2 separate regions of the Homo sapiens genome follow, and region 2 is linked to region 1. Evidence: read pairs that join two places in POLR2A ChIA-PET (ENCODE). Cell type or tissue: B cell. All regions are shown on one strand.

The links. Peaks named below come from ENCODE experiments on the same cell type or tissue, not always from the same donor. Only the 100,000 strongest peaks of a DNase experiment are listed, where the experiment ranks them.
Region 2: POLR2A ChIA-PET joins it to region 1 with 6 read pairs; 5 of 35 experiments call an interaction of 5 or more read pairs at or near these places.

What each region holds. Positions count from the first base shown.
Region 1 is chr2:218,682,118-218,687,117 of GRCh38, reverse strand. STK36 (serine/threonine kinase 36) reads right to left here. Exons shown (of 27, transcript NM_015690.5): 11 at 1,890-2,033. Among named protein-coding and RNA genes, the nearest start is that of STK36, 13 kb to the right of the region's middle. In B cell, no CTCF peak of the experiment used is centred here; no DNase peak of the experiment used is centred here.
Region 2 is chr2:218,884,189-218,889,188 of GRCh38, reverse strand. The region is part of intron 2 of WNT10A (Wnt family member 10A); the gene reads right to left. Among named protein-coding and RNA genes, the nearest start is that of WNT10A, 5.8 kb to the right of the region's middle. RefSeq lists silencers at 2,287-2,406, 2,517-2,576. In B cell, no CTCF peak of the experiment used is centred here; a DNase peak (open chromatin) is centred at 2,928; H3K27ac peaks cover 75 bases.

The sequences.
Region 1 (5,000 bases):
ATAACGCAAACAACCAAATTAAAAACTGAGCAGAAGATTTGAGATATTTCACCAAAGAAGATATACAAATGGTGAATAAGCCATGAAAAGATGTTCAACATTCATCATTAGTGGAATGTAAATTAAAATAACAATGAGATACTATCTCACACTTACTAGAATGGCTATAGTAAAAAAGTTAGACAATAACAAGTGTTGACAAGGATGTGAAGAAACAAGGACCCTCATATAATACTGGTGGGAATGTAAAATGGTACAGCCACTTTGGAAAATAGTTCAGCAGTTTCTTAAAATGTTAAATATAAATTTACCATATGACCAGCAATTCTACTCCTACGTAGTTACCCAAGGGAAATAAAAACATTTATCCATACATAGACTTGCTTGTGAATGTTCATAGCAGCATTATTCATAAAAGCTAAAAAGTGGAAACAACCCAATACATCAATATCTAATCAACTAGTGAGTGGATAAACAAAATGTGATATATCCATATAACGGAATACTAACCAGCTATAAAAAGGGGAATAATGATTAACTGTAAATGGGGGCTGGGGGCAGTAGCTCATACCTATAATCCTAGCACTTTGGGAGGCCAAGGTGGGAGGATTACTTGAGCCCACTTGAGCCCAGGAGTTCCAGACCAGCCTGGGCAACATGGTAAAACCCTATCTCTACAAAAAATACAAAAAATTAGCTAAGCATGGTGGTGCACGCCTGTAATCCAAGCTACTTGAGATGCTGAGACATGAGAATCCCTTGAACCAGGGAGGCAGAGGCTGCAGTGACCCAAGATTGTGCTACAACACTCCAGCCTAGATGACAGAGTGAGACCCCATCTCAAAAATTAAAAATAAATAAATAAATAAATTTTAAAAAGGCTGGGCACGGTGGTTCACGCCTGTAATCCCAGCACTTTGGGAGGCTGAGGCGGGCGGATCACAAGGTCAGGAGTTCAAGACCAGCCTGGCTAAGATGGTGAAACACCATCTCTACTAAAAATACAAAAAAATTAACCGGGCGTGGTGGCACGAGCCTGTAATCCCAGTCACTCCAGAGGCTGAGGCAGAGAATTGCTTAAACCTGCGCGGGGCAGAGGTTGCAGTGAGCCGAGATCACACCACTACACTCCAGCCTGGGTGACAGAGTGAGATTCCGTCTCAAAAAAAAAACCGTAAATGGGTATGAGGGATTTTACTGGGGTGATGAAAATGTTCTAAAACTGAACTATGGTTAACAGTTTTTAAATTAGCAAATTTACTAAAAATCATTTATCATTCATCAAAAAAGTGTAAATCTTATACATAAATTATACCTGAATAAAGTGATATAAGCAACACAGTTTGGCGAGTACCCAGGAAGGAAAAGCACTGTGTTTCAGAGGAGCAAAGTAAGGTTTTGTAGGAGGGAACACTAACTTTACACTAACTTTGAATGCTAATTAAGCAAAATGTCATTCCTCTCCCCCGCAAAATAACCTCATTCTTCTCACTAGTGTACCTGTAGTACAAAATATTGTATATTTAATTGTTACATTTATATTTTTAATTTCATCAATAAAAAATTAGTGAAAATGTGTTTTCCCTCATTATGTAAGTACTTAACATAATATCCTCCATTTTTGCCTGGTGGCTCACAATGCCTAAAATATTTATCATCAAAAAAGTTTGATCCCTATTCTAGTAGGCATTTTTCCCTTCAGAAAAAGAAACCTGAGGGCTGCTCTTTCTGTGTTACTAAAGGAGGTTGGTAAACCTCCTCAAACTAAGCAGATAGACTGAAGAACTGGAAAAGGACAAACTTTCTCTTTCTCCTGAAGTCAGTGTATTTCAATGCTCCATCTGTGAAAACAGTCTTGATCCCATCCACAGTGTCTTTCTCCCCATTACCTGCCCTCCAGCTTCATGCAGCTGACTCTGGATGCGCTGGCAGAAGTCAGGATTACACAGCAAGGTGAGAGGAGCCTTCAGTTGAATAGGCACAGGCTCAGTGGTCTCTAGCAGGTGCTGCCACTCATTGTCACTGTCTGGCTCCTGAGGCAGAGGGGAGTGAAAGGGGTCAGGAGTAGTGTGTAAGTCTAAGGTAGTAGATCCCAACCAGTAGAAACCATGGGGAATCATGAAGTAACTGCAAGGAGCCAGTGACCCCTTTAGCACAGATGTATATCTTCAGTCACCTGCTAAAAAAGGTACAGCTGGCAGTCTGTGAGGGGTCTGGAAGAGTCTCTTGGAGAACACCGGCATGTGTGCATAAAGAGATACCTAGAAAGACGTCCGCTGCAGCATGGTTTGTAATAATTTTAAAAAGGAAAAGATCATAAAGTCAGTCACTAAGGGAATAATAAACCAGGGTCCATCCATATTAGAAAATACGATGAGGTTATTAAAAAGATTGTGAATGCCGGGTGCGTGGCTCACACCTGTAATCCCACCACTTTGGGAGGCCGAGGCTGGCAGATCACCTGAGCTCAGGAGTTCAAGACCAGCCTGGCCAATGTGGTGAAACCCCCCTCTCTATGAAAATACAAAAATTAGCTGGGTGTGGTGGCACATGCCTGTAATCCCAGCTACTCAGGAGGCTGACACAGGAGAATTGTTTGAACCCGGGAGACAGAGTTTGCAGTGAGCCGAGATGTCACCACTGCACTCCAGCCTGGGTGACAGAGTGAGACTCTGTCTCAAAAAAAAAAAAAAAAAAAAAAAAGGCCAGGCGCAGTAGCTCACGCCTATAATCCCAGCACTTTGGGAGGCTGAGGCAGGCAGATCACCTGAGGTCGGGAGTTCAAGACCAGCCTGACCAACATGGAGAAACCCCACCCATCTCTACTAAAAATACAAAATTAGCCGGGTGTGGTGGCAGATGCCTGTAATCCCAGCTACTCGGGAGGCAGAGGCAGGATAATCGCTTGAATCCAGGAGGTGGAGGTGGCGGTGAGCTGAGATCGTGCCATTGCACTCCAGCCTGGGCAACAAGAGTGAAACTCTGTCTCAAAAAAAAAAAAAAAAAAAAAAGATCGTGAGGCTGGGCACATTAGCTCATACCTGTAATCCCAGCATTTTGGGAGGTCGAGGTAGGAGGACTGCTTGAGGCCAGGAGCTCAAGACCAGCCTGGGCAATATAGTAAGGCTCTGTCTCTTTAAAAAAAAAAAAAAAAAAGTGGCACATATACACCATGGAATACTATGCAGCCATAAAAAATGATGAGTTCATGTCCTTTGTAGGGACGTGGATGAAATTGGAAATCATCATTCTCAGTAAACTATCACAAGAACAAAAAACCAAACACCACATATTCTCACTCATAGGTGGGAATTGAACAATGAGAACACATGGACACAGGAAGGGGAACATCACACTCTGGGGACTGTTGTGGGGTGGGGGAAGGGGGAGGGATAGCACTGGGAGATATACCTAATGCTAGATGACGAGTTAGTGGGTGCTGCGCACCAGCATGGCACATGTATACATATGTAACTAACCTGCACATTGTGCACATGTACCCTAAAACTTAAAGTATAATAATAATAAATAAATAAATAAAAATAGGCCTGGTGCAGTGGCTCATGCCTGTAATCCCAGCACTTCAAGAGGCCGAGGCGGGCAGATCACAAGGTCAGGAGTTCGAGACCAGCCTGAACAACATGGTGAAACCCTGTCTCTACTAAAAATACAAAAATTAGCTGGGCATGGTGACAGGCACCTGTAACCCCAGCTACTCAGAAGGCTGAGGCAGGATAATCGCTTGAACCTGGGAGGCGGCGGTTGCAGTGAGCCAAGATCGTGCCACTGCACTCCAGCCCAGGCAACAGAGCAAGACTCCATCTTAAAAAAAAAAAAAAAAAATAGCTGGGCATGGTGCCATACACCTGTAGTCTCAGCTACTCAGGAGGCTGAGATGAAAGAATTGCTTACCCCATGAGTTCAAGGCTGCAGTGAGCCATGATTGCACCACTATAGTCCACCCTGTTGTCCAGGTGATAGAATAAGACACTGTCTCAAATAAATAAATAAAAAGATTAAGGTACTGAGGATGTATCACTTATGTAGTATTCCTACCAAAAATATATACAACCTGAATCTATTCATTAGGAAATAATCAATTTGAGGAACATTCTACAAAATAACTGACGTGTACCTCAAAACTATCAGTCATAAAATACAAAGAAAGACAAGAACTGTTCCAGATTAAAGGAGACTAAGGAGGCATAACAACTAAATGCAATGTGTGGGCTGGGCACAGTGGCTCACTGTAATCCCAGCACTTTGTGAGGCTGACGCGGGCAGACCACTTGAGTCCAGGAGTTCAAGACCAACCTGGACAAGATGGCGAAACCTTCTCTCTAAAAAAACACAAAAATTAGCCAGGCATGGTGGCAGGTGCCTGTAGTCCCAGCTACTCAGAAGGCTGAGGCAGGAGGATTGCTTGAGCTCAGGAGTCGGAGGTTACAGTGAGCCGAGATCACATCATTGCACTCCACCCTGGCAACAGAGTAAGACCCTGCTCAATAAATAAATAAATAAATAAATAAAGCAAGGTGTGATACTGGATTGGATCATGGAGCAGAAAAAAAATTTTCATAACGCACATTACTGAAGCAATTAGCAAAATTTGAATAAGGATTACAGATTAGTTTAATTAATCTATTATAACAGTATTATATCAATGTTAAATTTCTGACTTTCATAATTGTACTGTGTTAGTGTAAGTGAAGGATCTTGTTTTAGGAAATATGCGCTAAAGTATTTAGGGGTAAAGGGGCATGTGTACAACTTACCCTAAAATGATTCAGAAAGATGCTATGTCCATAGGGGGAGAGAGAGAGAGAGGATGGTAAAGCAAATGAGACAAAAGTTTTACAACTGATGAATTTGGGGTAAAAGTGTTGTTATAGGCTGGGTGTGGTGGCTCCAGCTTGTAATCCCAGCACTTTGGGAGGCCGAGGCAGGCAGATCACCTAAGGTCAGGAGTTTGAGACCAGCCTAGCCAACATGGTGAAACC
Region 2 (5,000 bases), 200 kb before region 1:
AATGGAAAACCAAACATCGTATGTTCTCACTTATAAGTGGAAGCTAAGCCATGAGGATGCAAAGGCATAAGAATGACACAATGGACTTTGGGGACTTGGGGAAAGGTTGGGTGTGAGGTGACAGATCAAAGACTACACATTGGGTGCAGTGTACACTGCTTGGGTGATGGGTGCACCAAAATCTCAGAAATCACCACGAAAGAACTTATTCATGTAACCAAACACCATCTGTTCCCCAGAAACCTATTGAAATAAATAAATAAATAAATAAAATGATATTTCATAAAATAAAATGTACACAATTTTGGAAAAAAAGAGAATAAATTGTCAATGATGAAATTCCAGGCCTTAGGAGATGTCAGTGGGCAGCAGAGTAAGTAAGAGGAGACGGTCAGCTCCTAATGCTCCCTGCCCCAAGATAGCCTGCTGGGTGCGTGCCCATCTTAGGCACAGCATAGGATCCTCCCTAATGACCAGACTCCAGAGGCAAAGAAATGGGTCACCAGAGCTTCCCCTTGCTTGTCCACAGGACATCCCTGAAAGCCACTCAGAAATGGGCGCTACCCAGCCACCTTGCCTGTGACCCACCCAGGTCAGCTGCAGAGGCTGTTGGAGGTACGCTAGAGGGAAGCCCAGGGTCCTGCATGGGGTCTGGCATGTAGTAGTGTTGAACATGGAGAAGGAAGGGCAAGCTGAGGCAGATACCTTCCACCAGATGTTCAGGAGGCACAGATTTTCCCTGACCAAGCCACTCTTGGGGGCCGCGGCTAGGCCGGCCTGGCCACTGGCTTGTCCACACTGCCTTCCTTCTTGGTGCTCCAACCTGAGCCATTCTCTGGGAACACCTGGACCTGTGGCAGGGGGAGGCCTACTTGCAAAGGAGGGTCCCATTCTCAGACATGCAAGCTATCTTTTGCTTATTCTGCATCTGAGAATGGACCAGCTAGGAACAAGTTCTGGTACAAGTCTCCAACCAGCCTCCGCACACCAGAGAGGGGGCAGGCAGCAAGAGAAGCCAGAGGCCTGGGCCAATCCCACCTTAATCCTCACCCACTGCATCACAGAGCCCTGTCCTCCCCTTCCTGCCAAAACAAACAAAAAAACCAAAACCAAAAACAACCAACAAACAAAAAATAACAGAAAGAAACAGAACAAGCTGTTTAGTAGTTAAGAACTAATTCCTGAAACCAGTTTACTTCAAATCTTGGCTCTTCCACTTACTAGCTGCTAATAGCTATGTGACCTTGGCCAAGTGACTTAACCTCCCTGTGCCTCAGTTTCCTTACCTATAAAATAGAGCTATTATCTGCCTCATTGTTGTTCCAAGAATTAAATGAACTGGTAAATTTAAAGTGCTTAGAATAGTGCCTTACTAATCGAGGAAGTATTACTCAAACATTAGCTATTATTGAGAAGTTCTTTCTGCTATCTGACCTCACTCACTCCTGCTGCATTTTTTGGGCCATTGTTTTTTGTTTCACCCTGATCAGGGACAAAGCCCAGCAGCTCATGACCCACTTTAGAATAGGTCACTTGGGCCACCAGATGCCTATGAAGCAGACTGTCCCTCTCTCTTTCCATCTCATGGCATCTCAGTACATTTTTGCATAAGGAGCTCAGCTATGAGCAGAGAAGAGGGGCTGGGGATGGGGCTGGAACCTTCTATGGGGATGCTGGGAATTAGCAGGAGCTGCAGAGGAGTAGAAACTGCCCTGGGGAAGTGGAACCTAAGGGGAAGGAGGATGGAACCAAGCTCCTGGGAAGCACATCCTGCATTTATCCCTTGCCTTTTATCTGTGGAACTTTGAGCATTTCTCTTATTGCCGGGGAGTCATCAGCCTGCTCCTAGGACACAATGGCAATACTCAGACCTCCAGAGGCAGCCCAGGTCTCAGAAATCACCCACACACACACACTGCCACCACTACCAAACACATACACATTATGCAAAAGGAGAAAACACAGGTCACAGAAGTTATGGAGCTGCATCCAGACCCAGCTCTCCCAGCTCCCAGGTCTGGCATCTTTCTATTGTAGGACATGTGACTCAAAGGGAGTCCTGCTGCTGCGAAAGAAACCCAGGTAGCTCAGTTTCTAGTTCCTATCGACTTGTCTGTGCATGGCACCAGGAAAGAGGATGAGGCTGGTCCAGGGATGTGTACAGTGCCAACCACCATCTTCTAGGCCCTGTCACATTTAAGGGTAAGCCTGGGGAAACTGGAGAAACGTACCCCACCGCGGCAGAGAACACCCCTACCCCATGCAGCTAAAGACACCTTCCCTACACCACCCTGTGGCCTCTGACAGCTGTCATAGCCACGTGCAGAGGTGACAAGGCAGGGCCTGTGTGGCCACCCTCTGCTGCAAGTATCCAGGCCTCATAGAAGCCCAGCCCACTGGGTCTGCACCCAGCTCCTGTTCAGGGCCCCAGTTTCGGTTCTGGCCCCAGCTGTCTGGGGCAGACACAGGCACTGTGCCATCTGGCCAGCTGGAGGGGGAGCGGGTGGGGCCATGGCCAGCTGGGCTGCCCGGAGCAGGGAGGCAGCGGTGGGGGGGTGGGTGGGGGGCGGCTCGTTAAGACACACAATTAGCCGCCCTGCCTTTGATCTGGGACAGGGACTGCCAGCATCTAAGTGGAGTCAGCTGCTGCTACAGGCCACAGCAGCCAACGGCTGGGAAGGGGCTGGGGGAGGAGGTTTGGAGGGTAGGGGAGGGTGGAGGAGAGAGGATTCAGGAGCCAATGGGAACTAGAAGGGGTTACAGAAGCTTGAGCCCTACCCATTCAAGTCAAAGAGGGAGGGAAGGGGAGAGGTCTGGTCTCCATTCTCTCCATGCAAATAATCTGTGCATTGCTCATGTGCCTGGGCAGAGAGAGAGAGACTAGTGTGCATGTGGGAACACTTAGGCATGACACTGAATGGAGCCACACATATGCAAAAACAGGAGTAGGTGTTTGGTGTGTGTGTGTGTGTGCGTGCACGTATGCATATCAGTTTCACTTCTTGGCATGCTCCCCCATTGCACCAGCTCACCTCTCTGGGTACACAGCGGGACTTAGTGTTGGCCTTCCAACTTGGGAGATAGTATAGAAGGGGATTGGGTGCAAACTTTAAAGTCAGCTGGCCTGCATTTGACTCCTAGATCTATGGCTCACTTTTAAGCTGTGTGACTAATGGCAAGTTCCCCAGCTTCTCTTAGCTTCATTTGTACAATAATAATAATAGGACCTACCACATGGGGACTGTTTGAGGGTCCTAAAGCATGGATAAAATGCTGTAGAGCAGTGCCTAACACACAGCAGGTGCTTAGTATGTGTTGGCTAATTAATTGGGTATCGTTAGAATAATTGAACCTTAGGTGATCCTGGGATATGAGTGCCCATGCCTTGGTTTCCCCATCTGAGCACCACCCCAATCCCTGGAGGCCTAGGCATAAAACCAAGAGGATAAATGTAAAAAGGAGGTGGGAGAAAAATGGGCCGGGGCTGTGGAGAGCAGAGCCTGGAAACCCACACTACTGGCTTCCCCTGGGCTGAGAGCATGGCTGCAGGGCCTCATGCCCTCTCTTTCCATCTATTCCAGATGGGTCTGGGCCTTAGGGAAGACAGTACCTAAACTGTGTGGGAGTTCCCAGGGCTTGCTGTGTGAATCTACCACATTTCCCTCCATCAAGCCTCTCCCTGACCTCTCCTCCTCTCTTACTCCAGTGCTGAGCCCAGCTCCCAGCAGCCCCCTCCTCAAATTTCCCTCCTGTCCTCATGTCCACAGTGAGAGAAGGGGTTCTCTGTACCTCACAGTGATCCACTCCCCTCTACCAGATGTTCTGCCCAGTACCCAGCCCAGGAACCAACCATCTAGGTTCTTAGCACAAAAAGCTGGGGCTACCAGTGCCATTGGCACTAAGGTCATTACTGCTCCTGGACTAGGTGAAGCAGCTAGCATGGGCTTGGTGCCCTCCCACAGCTTTTTCTGACCCTCTCTATTCCCACGGGAGGCCCCTGTCCCTGTCCCCCATGGCCTAGGCTCCAGCACCCCCTCATCCCCTCTCCTTGGCTGGGCAAAGCCCTATTGCATGCCTCACCTTTTCAGGCTTGTCCACTTCAGATGCTCAAGCCCTCTTCTCCCTCCCTTTATCAAAACCCCATCCCTCCAGCCCAGCTCATTACAGAGAAGGTGTCAGGACAATTAGGTGATAGTAACAGCATTAAAGAAGGCCCAAGGGACCTGGGACCCCAACCCAATCAGTGTCTGAAGTTTAAACATGGCAGAATCCACACTTAAGAGGATCCTAACCCATTGATAACATGGGTCAGAAAAGGGGTCAGCACCCAGATATTCCACTTGGAGGAAACGGAGGTCACCTGACCCCACACAATGGACATCCATAACTTGGAAAGAAAGGAGATTCCTGGTGGAAGGAAGTAGACCAGGGGCTGGTTGACACCGTGAGTGGCTTCATGGGATTCCAATTTAGCTAGTCCTCCAGAAGATGGGCCAAGATGGACTGGGAAATGACTGCCCCCCAGGAGGATGAACCTGCAGGTGGAGTCAGGGGTGCAGTGGTGGCCAGTGGAGGAGAGGATTGGCAGATTTATTTCCAGAAGCACAGAGTCCCTTCTGAGAAGTAGAAGGTAGAAGGTAGAAGTAGAGGTAGAAATGAGGTGTGAGGTGTGGCAATGAGGGGCGTTGATAGGGAGCTGGGGAGCGGAAGCCACAGAGGTAGGCCAGTGTCCTGAGGCCAAGGGAAAGTGCCCAGCCACTGTCCCACTCCCTCCCCATGCTGAGTGCCTCCCTGCCCTGGCTAGCCCCGGCAAGTCGTCCCCCTCCAGCCCTAACCTCCCCCCTCCACCCGTCCCCCCAGCTCACCTCGAGCTTATTAAACTGCAGGTGAACCCGGGAGCGCCTGGCACCCAGCCAGCCCTGCGCTGTTCTGCCGCTCTGAACTCTCCCCCAGGCTTCAAAGACCCCAAGGTCCTCCAGCAGGCCGCGCGGGCCTGACCC